Linked DNA regions of Homo sapiens: region 2 is linked to region 1. Evidence: chromatin contacts called from ENCODE Hi-C or POLR2A ChIA-PET data. All regions are on one chromosome and are shown on one strand. Each heading gives the region's core, a stretch centred on a gene start or an enhancer-like site at or near the end of the contact. The rest is flanking DNA. Distances are from core to core; before and after follow the strand shown. Region 1 overlaps TRD-AS1 (TRD antisense RNA 1). Region 2 holds the start of SLC7A7 (solute carrier family 7 member 7).

Evidence for each region. Hi-C counts contacts between places; a loop is a spot of excess contacts on that map. ChIA-PET counts read pairs that join two places held with the same protein, here RNA polymerase II (POLR2A). Pooled maps may share reads with other maps.
Region 2: a map of psoas muscle shows a loop between it and region 1 (3-fold over the local background). The contact joins the promoter of SLC7A7 here to the enhancer-like site in region 1. A Hi-C loop is called at or near these places in 12 of 168 maps with a recorded cell type or tissue (OCI-LY7, Right ventricle myocardium inferior, ascending aorta and 5 more) and 25 of 50 pooled maps. POLR2A ChIA-PET finds 5 or more read pairs at or near these places in 2 of 52 experiments (Caco-2 and OCI-LY7).

The regions. Positions count from the first base shown.
Region 1 is chr14:22,382,579-22,387,164 of GRCh38, reverse strand. The region is part of intron 2 of TRD-AS1 (TRD antisense RNA 1); the gene reads left to right. It also overlaps TRA. Among named protein-coding and RNA genes, the nearest start is that of TRD-AS1, 98 kb to the left of the region's middle. RefSeq lists an enhancer at 2,802-3,511. Within about 2 kb of position 1,849, at least 2 of the 41 ENCODE cell types and tissues checked have a DNase peak (open chromatin) inside an H3K27ac peak, as active enhancers do.
Region 2 is chr14:22,813,230-22,817,815 of GRCh38, reverse strand. It overlaps SLC7A7 (solute carrier family 7 member 7), which reads left to right and starts at 2,381. Exons shown (of 10, transcript NM_003982.4): 1 at 2,381-2,496; 2 at 4,376-4,586. The coding sequence starts at 4,418. RefSeq lists enhancers at 2,292-2,391, 2,580-3,086 and silencers at 4,394-4,453, 4,474-4,533.

The sequences.
Region 1 (4,586 bases), core at 600-3,099:
ATTCCATGGGTCTTTTCCAACAGCCCACCTGCGCATCTCCACACAAAGTCCTTGTGAGAGGAAGCCCACTTCCATCGCAATTCAGGACTCACTTTTCCGAGGCTGATCTTGTCTGACATTTGCTCCGTGGTCTGTGCTGGCATCAGAGTGTGTTTTCGGCCGTGATTCGTCAGCGTGGGGCTTGGGATAGCTGTGAAACACTCCCCAGGATGGAAAACACAGTGTGACATGGAGGGCTGAACTTATTGCAACTCGTGAGAACGGTGAATGAAGAGCAGACAGGGCCCGTGCCAGCTGCAGGGTTTAGGCACGGGGTGCAGGTGCCTATGCATCACCGTGGGCTCCTCACACGAGAGGATGGGGCCCGCACCTCTGGGCTACGTGCTAGACACAGAGTGATGTTGCTTTTTGTCATCAAACCAAGCAGTTGATATTCTCTTTAAACCTCAGCATGTGTTCATAAATTTCATTAATTGATTCATTCTTCCATATGTACTCAGCTCTAGGATATGCAGTGAAGTAAACACAAAAAACAAGAGTATGACAGTCTCGACCCTTGAGGATCTTATTATTAGAGATGGAAGTAAAAAAGAAGCATAGCAGTCAAGGCTGTATTAATTCTCCATATAAAAAATGTCTAACATACGAAGTAGGGATTCAGAGAAGGGTCACTAGCAGTTACAACAGCTGAAGACTGTATCATGGAAGTAAATATTATAATTCAAACTGCCAAAGGAATTGCAGTTGATGGTGAAATGCTCTCTAAGATGTGTGGCCTCCTAAGCCCCCGAAGTCTAGGCACTCTGCTCCAGCTGTTGTCTCCCTGAGTCGGAAGACAATGGGAGACAGGGGAATCTTCTAGGAACCCATTCATTGACCTGTAATGGTTTTCTTCCCCTCCTTAATATTACTGTTCATTCATTGATTGACATGTTCATCCATTTATTCATTCAAGAAACCTATATTGTGCCAGACCTGGAATTACAGAGATAAATCCAAAAGTATTTCATAAATTTTCACACTAGGTTGCCACTGAGTTGGAGCTTCATAGAACAGAGACAAGCCAAAATCACTAAAAATTGCTGTCTCCATCTTCAGGCACTTGTGTTAGTTTCCCGTTGATTCTCTGCTGCTTTTAGATTATCTGCCCATGGGGTTCTTTCGCTTTCTCTCTGCTGACCCCAGTGTTCTGCTGTGTTTTTTCACAGTCCGTTCATACCCTTACCTCTGGAGGTGAGGGTGAGACAAGGTTCCTGGTACTTCTAGTCAGCAGGGATGATGGTCAGAGAGAACATTTTATTGGTCATGTGGAAATAATCTAAGCACAAACAAACAAATAAAAGACCTCTGCTTTAGTCTTGATTAAAAATCCCACTAGTTTGCAATGGTGTTTGATATGCCTTGTGAGGAAGAAATTCTATTATGTCAAATTTTCAAAAGTCTGTGCTGCTGTGATAAAGATACTTACATTCCATAACCACAGAGTTCAGTGAAAAGGGGCTGTTAGGAGACCAGACAGTTTGGGGAAAGGTTTTATGTAATTTAAATTTACAGAGGGTTGGCCTCTCCTTGTGTTTACTGACAAGGAACAAGAAGCTTCAGTATCAACTCCCTAGGAATATAACCTTTAACAGCAAAGCATTTGATCAAAAAGAGCTCAGAAAAGTATTATATTGTTCACTTAATCCTCAGAATGTTTGTGTAGGAAGATAATTTGTTTAGTTGAATGATAAATCAACTCACAACCTTTTATTACTTAACTGATTCCTTTCTTTCTCTCTGATGTGGTCTTTTCTTTCAGTCAGAAGAACTTTAGACCCTCCTGGTTTTCCCCCTCCTCTCCCTTGGGCCTACTTTTTTCTTAGCAAACCACAAGAAATAAGGGTCCATAGTAGGCATTGCCCAGGGCTTGGTTTCTTTGCCAGTCCTGTAGTTGGACATTTATATTCTGGAGACAGAGGCTTCCGGGGAGCAGTTGGTATCAGATGATTTATACATTTCTGTGAGTGCTGAGACACAAGATCCAGCTGCTTGTTGGCTTAGCTGTGTCGTAGAGTTGGGCTGGATTACCTTGGTCTTATTCATAGTGCCTGGACAAACAGGCAACCCTCCATACACTATCAGCTCCAGGTCTTGGAACCAAAGTGAAGCCAAAGATCAGAGTCTGTGTCTTCCTTCCCTCTCTCTTCATTTCTGGAAACATCACAAGAAAGAAGAGAAATTCTGCTCAATTTCATGGGATTGTGAGGGTGTTGTCATTTGGAGTCTAATGTGGATCAGTGGGAACCACAGCCCGTGAGCTTCCCACATCTCCCTTGATCCCCCGTCATGTCATGTCTTCTCTGAGCTTAACTGAGTTTAACCCCCAACTTGCAAGCCAGGAACTGGGGAACGGAATTTAATTTTCCTTGTGCATCTACTGCATGCCTTCAACTTCCCCACAACACTGACTCATATAACTTTCACAGCCAACCAAGGTATGTATTACGTTCTCGTTTTATGAACAAAGAGGACCTAGGAGGTTAAGTAACGTTCGCAAAGTTTTAGAGCTAATTGTGCTAGAGATAGAACTTGAATCTAGATATAAAGTTCTGACAATTTCTATGACCATATACAGCGAAAAGGAAGGAGTAGGCCAATTCTCCTTCTTCCTCTACCTACCACTGTCTTTGTGAAAGGGTCAAGCAATGCTGGGAGGGAGGAGATTCCTTAGCTGTGTCCTTTCCCAGTAGCTCCACTCCCCAGGCCTCCACCACATGTCATGAATCTAATCACTCCAGTGGTCAGCTTCAACTTTCAGCAGGTGCTGGGATTTGGCCAGGGCTTGCCCTGGTAGTCATGTGAAGGGAACAGCCCAGTCACTGTCACATCCTTAGCAGCCCGCTGTCACTCCCAGTGTCCTTAGGGCCAGAACTGACCAGCATCCCAGAAATTCCTGAGCTGAATCTTGTTCCCAGGGACTACTGAACCCCTGAGAAGGAGGGTGGGGGAGAGCCAGATACCCCCACCCACCACTGTGCTTTATCCTCTGACAGGCTGGACCCGAGTGAGGAAGATCAGTGGCAGGAGTGACCTCCAGCCAGACTCCTTCTGCCCTTCACTTTCCCACAATGGGAGGGTGGACCCGCTTGCTCTGGGCCAGTTTCTCATGGGCTTCTCTGAAGCAGGTACTTGCCGATGTGGGAATCCCCATACTCTCAGGGGACCCTGAGATGTTGGGGACTTCCACCCCTCAGAAGAGGGAGGTGATAAAGTTGGCTGGGACCTGCAGGCTCGTCAGCCTCAACTACGTAACAAGTGGCAGGGCTTGCCTGCTTGTGAGAGGCTCTGTTGTCTTTGGAACAAGTTGAAGGAATTGACATTAATATTTTTGAAGTAAACATAGGCCCTGGAACTCAAGGCACAGGCCAAGCACCCCTCAGGTAAAGCTGGGGCCAAGGTGAAACAAGCAGATGCAGGAAGTGCAGCAGACGAGTGGCCAGAGGACAGGTGTAAACCCCAGAGAACTGGTCAGGACTGACTGCAGAGAGGGTGGCAGACACCGTCACTTCTGGCACAGGCTCAAAGGGGTTTGCAAAGAAAGAAAAAGGAAGAAGTGTTAAGACAGTCTGACGGGTGATGAGTGTTCTATTAGGGTGGGATTTTTGCATGTGGGAGAGGACTTCTGATTGGTTTTCAAGTAAACTTTTCAATCTTTGATTCGTTTACTATGTATTGGTAATACATGGGGATTTTCCAGGCTGGGTAGGCCCATACGAGTTTTCCAGTTTTCACTGAATTTGAAAATATGGTCGTCTGCTTTGGGTCTGAGTCTCACATAAGCAATTCTCAACCCCAACTCTGCCTTCTAATCTTAGGTCTTGGGCAAGACTGTTAACCTTTCTGGGCCTCAATTTCCTTGTCTATAAAAGAAAAGGGTTAAACTATGTGATCATCTGGAAACCAACTCTAGGTGCTGAGAAGGCAGAGGTCCCTTCCAGGTGGCCCACCCCTTCCTCGTCCCCTGCAGTCCTCAGGCAGCAGGCTGCCCTTCTGCAATCAGTTTACTTCTGGAAGCTGCTGTAGATACTCAGCCTAATTGGATTTTCCGTGTGTAAAGATGTGAGTAGAGTCACAGAGAGGTTTCCTCCAGGCTCTGAAGGCCTCCAGGATCACTCTGGATGACAAATAGAATTTAATCAGTTGATCAGTGTGCCTAAATCCTCTTGTCATGGTGGTGATGTTTGCAGTTCAATTTCATTTTTATAGAATAAGGGATTCAGTGATTTGGTGAGAAAGGGAGGTGTTTCTTTTGTAACCATGATATTGCCATATTATTTAGCCCCGATTTGAGTGTGGTTCTCTGTTGAGCACCATCCCCAGTGCATTAAATGGAAAGAAACTTCTCTCTTGAAGCTTCCAGTCTGAATCAGCAAGGTGGTTCTCATATGAAAGGTAGACAGATATACAGGCTAGTGCAAAAACACCAAAAAGTTAAACCTGCCTTCCCATGAAGTTGCCATATCTTTGACATTGTGAACAAGCACCAGCAGACAAGTGAGCAAGGAATTAACCATGAGAGTAACATTCCTGTCCCAAATTCAGAG
Region 2 (4,586 bases), core at 1,132-3,631, 430 kb before region 1:
TAATTCATGTAGATAATTCCTGTCCAAAAGCAAGGTCTAAGGTGGCATCGGTGGCTCACGCCTGTAATCCCATCACTTTGGGAGGCAGAAGCAGGTGGATCAGTTGAGGCCAGGAGTTCAAGACCGGCCTGGCCAACATGGCAAAACCTCGTCTCTACTAGAAATACAAAAATTAGGCTGGGCACAATGGCTCATGCCTGTAATCCTAGCACTTTGGGAGGCCGAGGTGGGCGGATTGCCTGAGTTTAGGAGTTTAAGACCATCCTGGTCAATGTGGTGAAACCCCGACTCTACTAAAAACAAAAAAGATTAGCTGGGCGTGGTGGTGTGCACCTGTAATCCCAGCTACTCGGGAGGCTGAGGCAGGAGAATTGCTTGAACCCAGTAGGTGGAGGTTGCAGTGAGCCGAGATTGCACCACTGCACTCCAGCCTGGGCGACAGAGTAAGTGTCTGTCTCAAAATAAATAAAATAAAATAAAATAAAATAAAATAAAAATACCGAAATAAAAACACAAAAATTAGCCAGGTGTAATCCTAGTTACTCAGGAGGCTGATGCATGAGAATTGCTTGAACCAGGAGGTGGTGGAGGTTGCAGTGAGTCAAGATCGTGCCACTGCACTCCAGCCTGGGGGACAGAGTGAGACTCTGTCTCAAAAAAAGAAAATAAATAAAAAAAAAAAAAAATAAAAGGAAGGCCTAGAGACTAAGGCAGGCCAGGGGGATGGGGAGATGGAGAGATAGTATACTTGTGTGATTAAGAGTATATGAGCTCTGGAGGTTCCATGAGATAATGTGCTTAAGTCCTTAGCAGTGTGTCTGGCCCAGTAAGTGCTCAATAAGTGATAGCAATTATTATTACAGGAGCATTTTGGAGAAAAGGAGAGTCTCCTCCAGAAGGATTTCAGATCATTGTGAGCCTGTCTTGGGAGAAGCATGATCTCTGGGAACGCTCACACCAGAATCCTCCTCCTAGATTAAATTAAAAGTTTAAAGAGCTAGAATGGGAGGATGTATGGTAGAGATGTCTCCCAGAGATATTTAGATCTCTATTCTCTGGTTGTAGAATAACCAAAGAGGGTTAGAACAGATAGGAGAAGAAACAGACAGTTGGATTTCAGAATGGATAGGGTCTATTTCTGTTGGTAAAAGAGACTCAGAATACCAGATTTAAAGTAAATAATAAAGATAGCATAAACTATGTGATTTCCAAAAAGTGCTCAGCTTCCTCTGCCTGTTCTGGGCCTGTCTGTCCAACAGAATTCAGTGAAATCTGATTTCCTCATATTCTTTTTTAATTTTTTTTTTTTGAGATGGAGTCTTGCTGTGTTGCCCAGGCTGGAGTGCAGTGGCCTAATGTGGGTTCACTGCAAGCTCCGCCTCCCGGGTTCATGCCATTCTCCTCATTCTCCTGCCTCAGCCTCCCGAATAGCTGGGACTACAGGTGCCCGCCACCACGCCCGGCTAATTTTTATTTTTTTGTGTTTTTAGTAGAGACGGGGTTTCACCGTGTTAGCCAGGATGGTCTTGATCTCCTGACCTTGTGATCCGCCTGCCTCAGCCTCCCAAAGTGCTGGGATTACAGGCGTGAGCCACCGCGTCTGGCCTGATTTCCTCATATTTTTTAGGAAAGTGGAGTCAACTTATATTTGAGGAAGGCGTTTATAGGAATTTATGCTTATCCCAGAGATCTTGGTATGTTTTGTCAAGAATGAAAAGGCACGTGGGTCTGGTGGGGATGCAGTCAGATATTTGATCTCTTGACTGTGTTTCTTTTGAAGTAGTCTGAGGCTCAGACTTTGGGGCAGTGGCCCAGGCTTGGAGGCAACCCCCCAGTCTCTCTTTGCATGGGGAAGTGTGCAGAGTTCTCTTAGAACACCCAGTCACATGGTGTAGAGACTGCTCTTACACTTCCTGTAATCTCAGCATGGGAACAAGCCTTTGTGTCACACTGTGCAACCTTCCTCCCTTTCTTAAATGCTTGGGGTGAGAGAGAAGAGAGGCTAGGGTGGGGCATGGAGGACACAGAGAGAGAGAGTGCTGTGTATTCCTTCCCCGCTACTGTCCTGTCCTCAGCTAACTTGCTCTGGGACAGCTTCCCCAGGGCTACAGATACTGCACTCAGCTGACTGTCCTTTCTTCTGGGCCCCTGGTCCCAGAGCAGAGCTGACAAAGGAGATTCCTGAGAGAGCACCTTCTTATCACAGAAAGTGCTGAGCCAAGAGCTCCTAGCTGCCCCTTTTGCAGATGTGAAGGGCCAGTGAACCTTGGACCCAGATGGTTGCTTAATACTCCTTTCCCCCTCCCTCACTCCTTCCTTTGCGGGCTGCCTCACCTCCTCCACCCTTCTTGCTTAAATCCATAGGCATTTGTCTGGCCTTCCCTTTTACTGCTGGCTGGGAAGGAGGAGCATCAGACCACAGATCCTGGAAGGCACTTCTCTCCCTGACTGCTGCTCACACTGCCGTGAGAACCTGCTTATATCCAGGACCAAGGAGTGAGTGTGCGTTCCACCCTCTTCTCATCTCCACTTACCTTGCTAACCCTCCTCTTTGCTGCTGTGCAGTGTCTAATCGCTTCTTCTCCCGAGTGCCTCTCACCCTAACATCTCTCCATTGCTTGACTAGCCTCTCCCATTTTCCTCTCAGCTGTCTCCTGTTCGGTGTTTTCCAGCATGTGCTGCCTGGCTGCAGCTGTCTCCCTGCCTTGGCTCGGGGTGATATCTCTCCAGCAGCAACTCTGGGGTAGGGAGTGGCCATCAGCTGCCTCCAATCATCCCTAGGTTTTATGGTACATTGGATCGCCCTTCTCTCATTCATACTTTTTTGGGTGATTCAACGATGCTGATGTGAGGGATCGATAGCAGGAGGCTTAGAATACCAGAGAATGGGAAAGGAAAAGCAAGGAAAAGATAATAGCCTGTCTTCTTTCAGGGTGAAGTGGGTCTACTTGGGCTTTGCCAGGGCTGAAGACTCCAGCTAAGGGTTAAGGGATGCTCTTTGGGCAGGAGGATGGTTGTGGGTTTCCAGCAGGTTTCTGAAGCCTTTAGTTTTGGCAGACGTAGAGTCCTTGGGGAAAAGAGCAGTGTCATGAGACGCTCCCACAGATTAGCTGCTGGTAGGGTCAGTTCCTAATGTTGTACCTCAGCACAGGTGATCCCTGAAGCTGAAATTGGAGGGAAGACGGGTTTTGGATAAGGCTGAAAACTCGGGGTCAAGCCATTATAGTTATTTTCTGGGAGCCGCCACACTGCCCCCATGCCTGTCTTGTATTATAGCAGGCTCAGAGAGAACCAACATTTAGTGTTTTGTTTTTGATTTTGTTTTTTTTTTGAGACAGAGTTTTGCTCTTGTTGCCCAGGCTGGAGTGCAATGGCCCAGTCTTAGCTTACCGCAACCTCTGCCTCCCGGGCTCAAGTGATTCTCCTGCCTCAGCCTCCCAAGCAGCTGGGATTACAGGCATGTGCCACCACGCATGGCTAATTTTTGTATTTTTAGTAGAGACTGGGTTTCTAAATGTTGGTCAGGCTGGTCTCGAACTCCCGACTTTAGGTGATCTGCCCGCCTTGGCCTCCCAAAGTGCTGGGTTTACAGATGTGAGCCACAGCGCCCGGCCCAAGATTTAGTTCTCTATTTGGTGAGTCGGGTGGGCAGCAATGTCCTAATGATGAGAGACAGATCCTTTCTCTCTGGCGAATGAGTGCCTTCTCTTAAAAATTCAAGTTGGAGGCTGGGCAAGGTGGCTCACGCCTGTAATCCCAGCACTTTGGGAGGCCGAGGCGGGCGGATAACCTGAGGTCGGGAGTTTGAGACCATCCTGACCAACATGGAGAAACCCCATCTCTACTAAAAATACAAAATTAGCTGGGTGTGGTGGTGCATGCCTATAATCCCAGCTACTTGGGAGGCTGAGGCAGGAGAATCACTTGAACCCGGGAGGCGGAGGTTGCAGTGAGCTGAGATCGCGCCATTGCACTCCAGCCTGGGCAACAAGAGCAAAACTCCATCTCAAAAAAAAAAAAAAAAAATTAGCCACGCGTGGTGGCAGGTGCCTGTAATCCCAGCTACTTGGGAGGCTGAGGCAAGAGAAGCGCTTGAACCCGGGAGGCTGAGGTTGCAGTGAGCCGAGCCGAGATTGCACCACTGCACTCCAGCCTGGGCTACAGAGCGAGACTCTGTCAATAAATAAATAAATACATAGATAGATAGACAAATATTCAAGTTGGGGTTGTTTTGATGAGTGAGCTGGAGAAAAGGTTATTTGGAGGTCTCCGCATTGGTTGGTGAGCTGCCCGTATTACCCTGTGTTGGAGGCGGGTAGAGGTTCTATGTAATTGCCAACCACCTAATCTATAGCATCATCTTTCTTCCTTAAAGGGCAATGCCAGGAAGCTGGTGAAGGGTTTCCTCTCCTCCACCATGGTTGACAGCACTGAGTATGAAGTGGCCTCCCAGCCTGAGGTGGAAACCTCCCCTTTGGGTGATGGGGCCAGCCCAGGGCCGGAGCAGGTGAAGCTGAAGAAGGAGATCTCACTGCTTAACGGCGTGTGCCTGATTGTGGGGAACATGATCGGCTCGGGCATCTTTG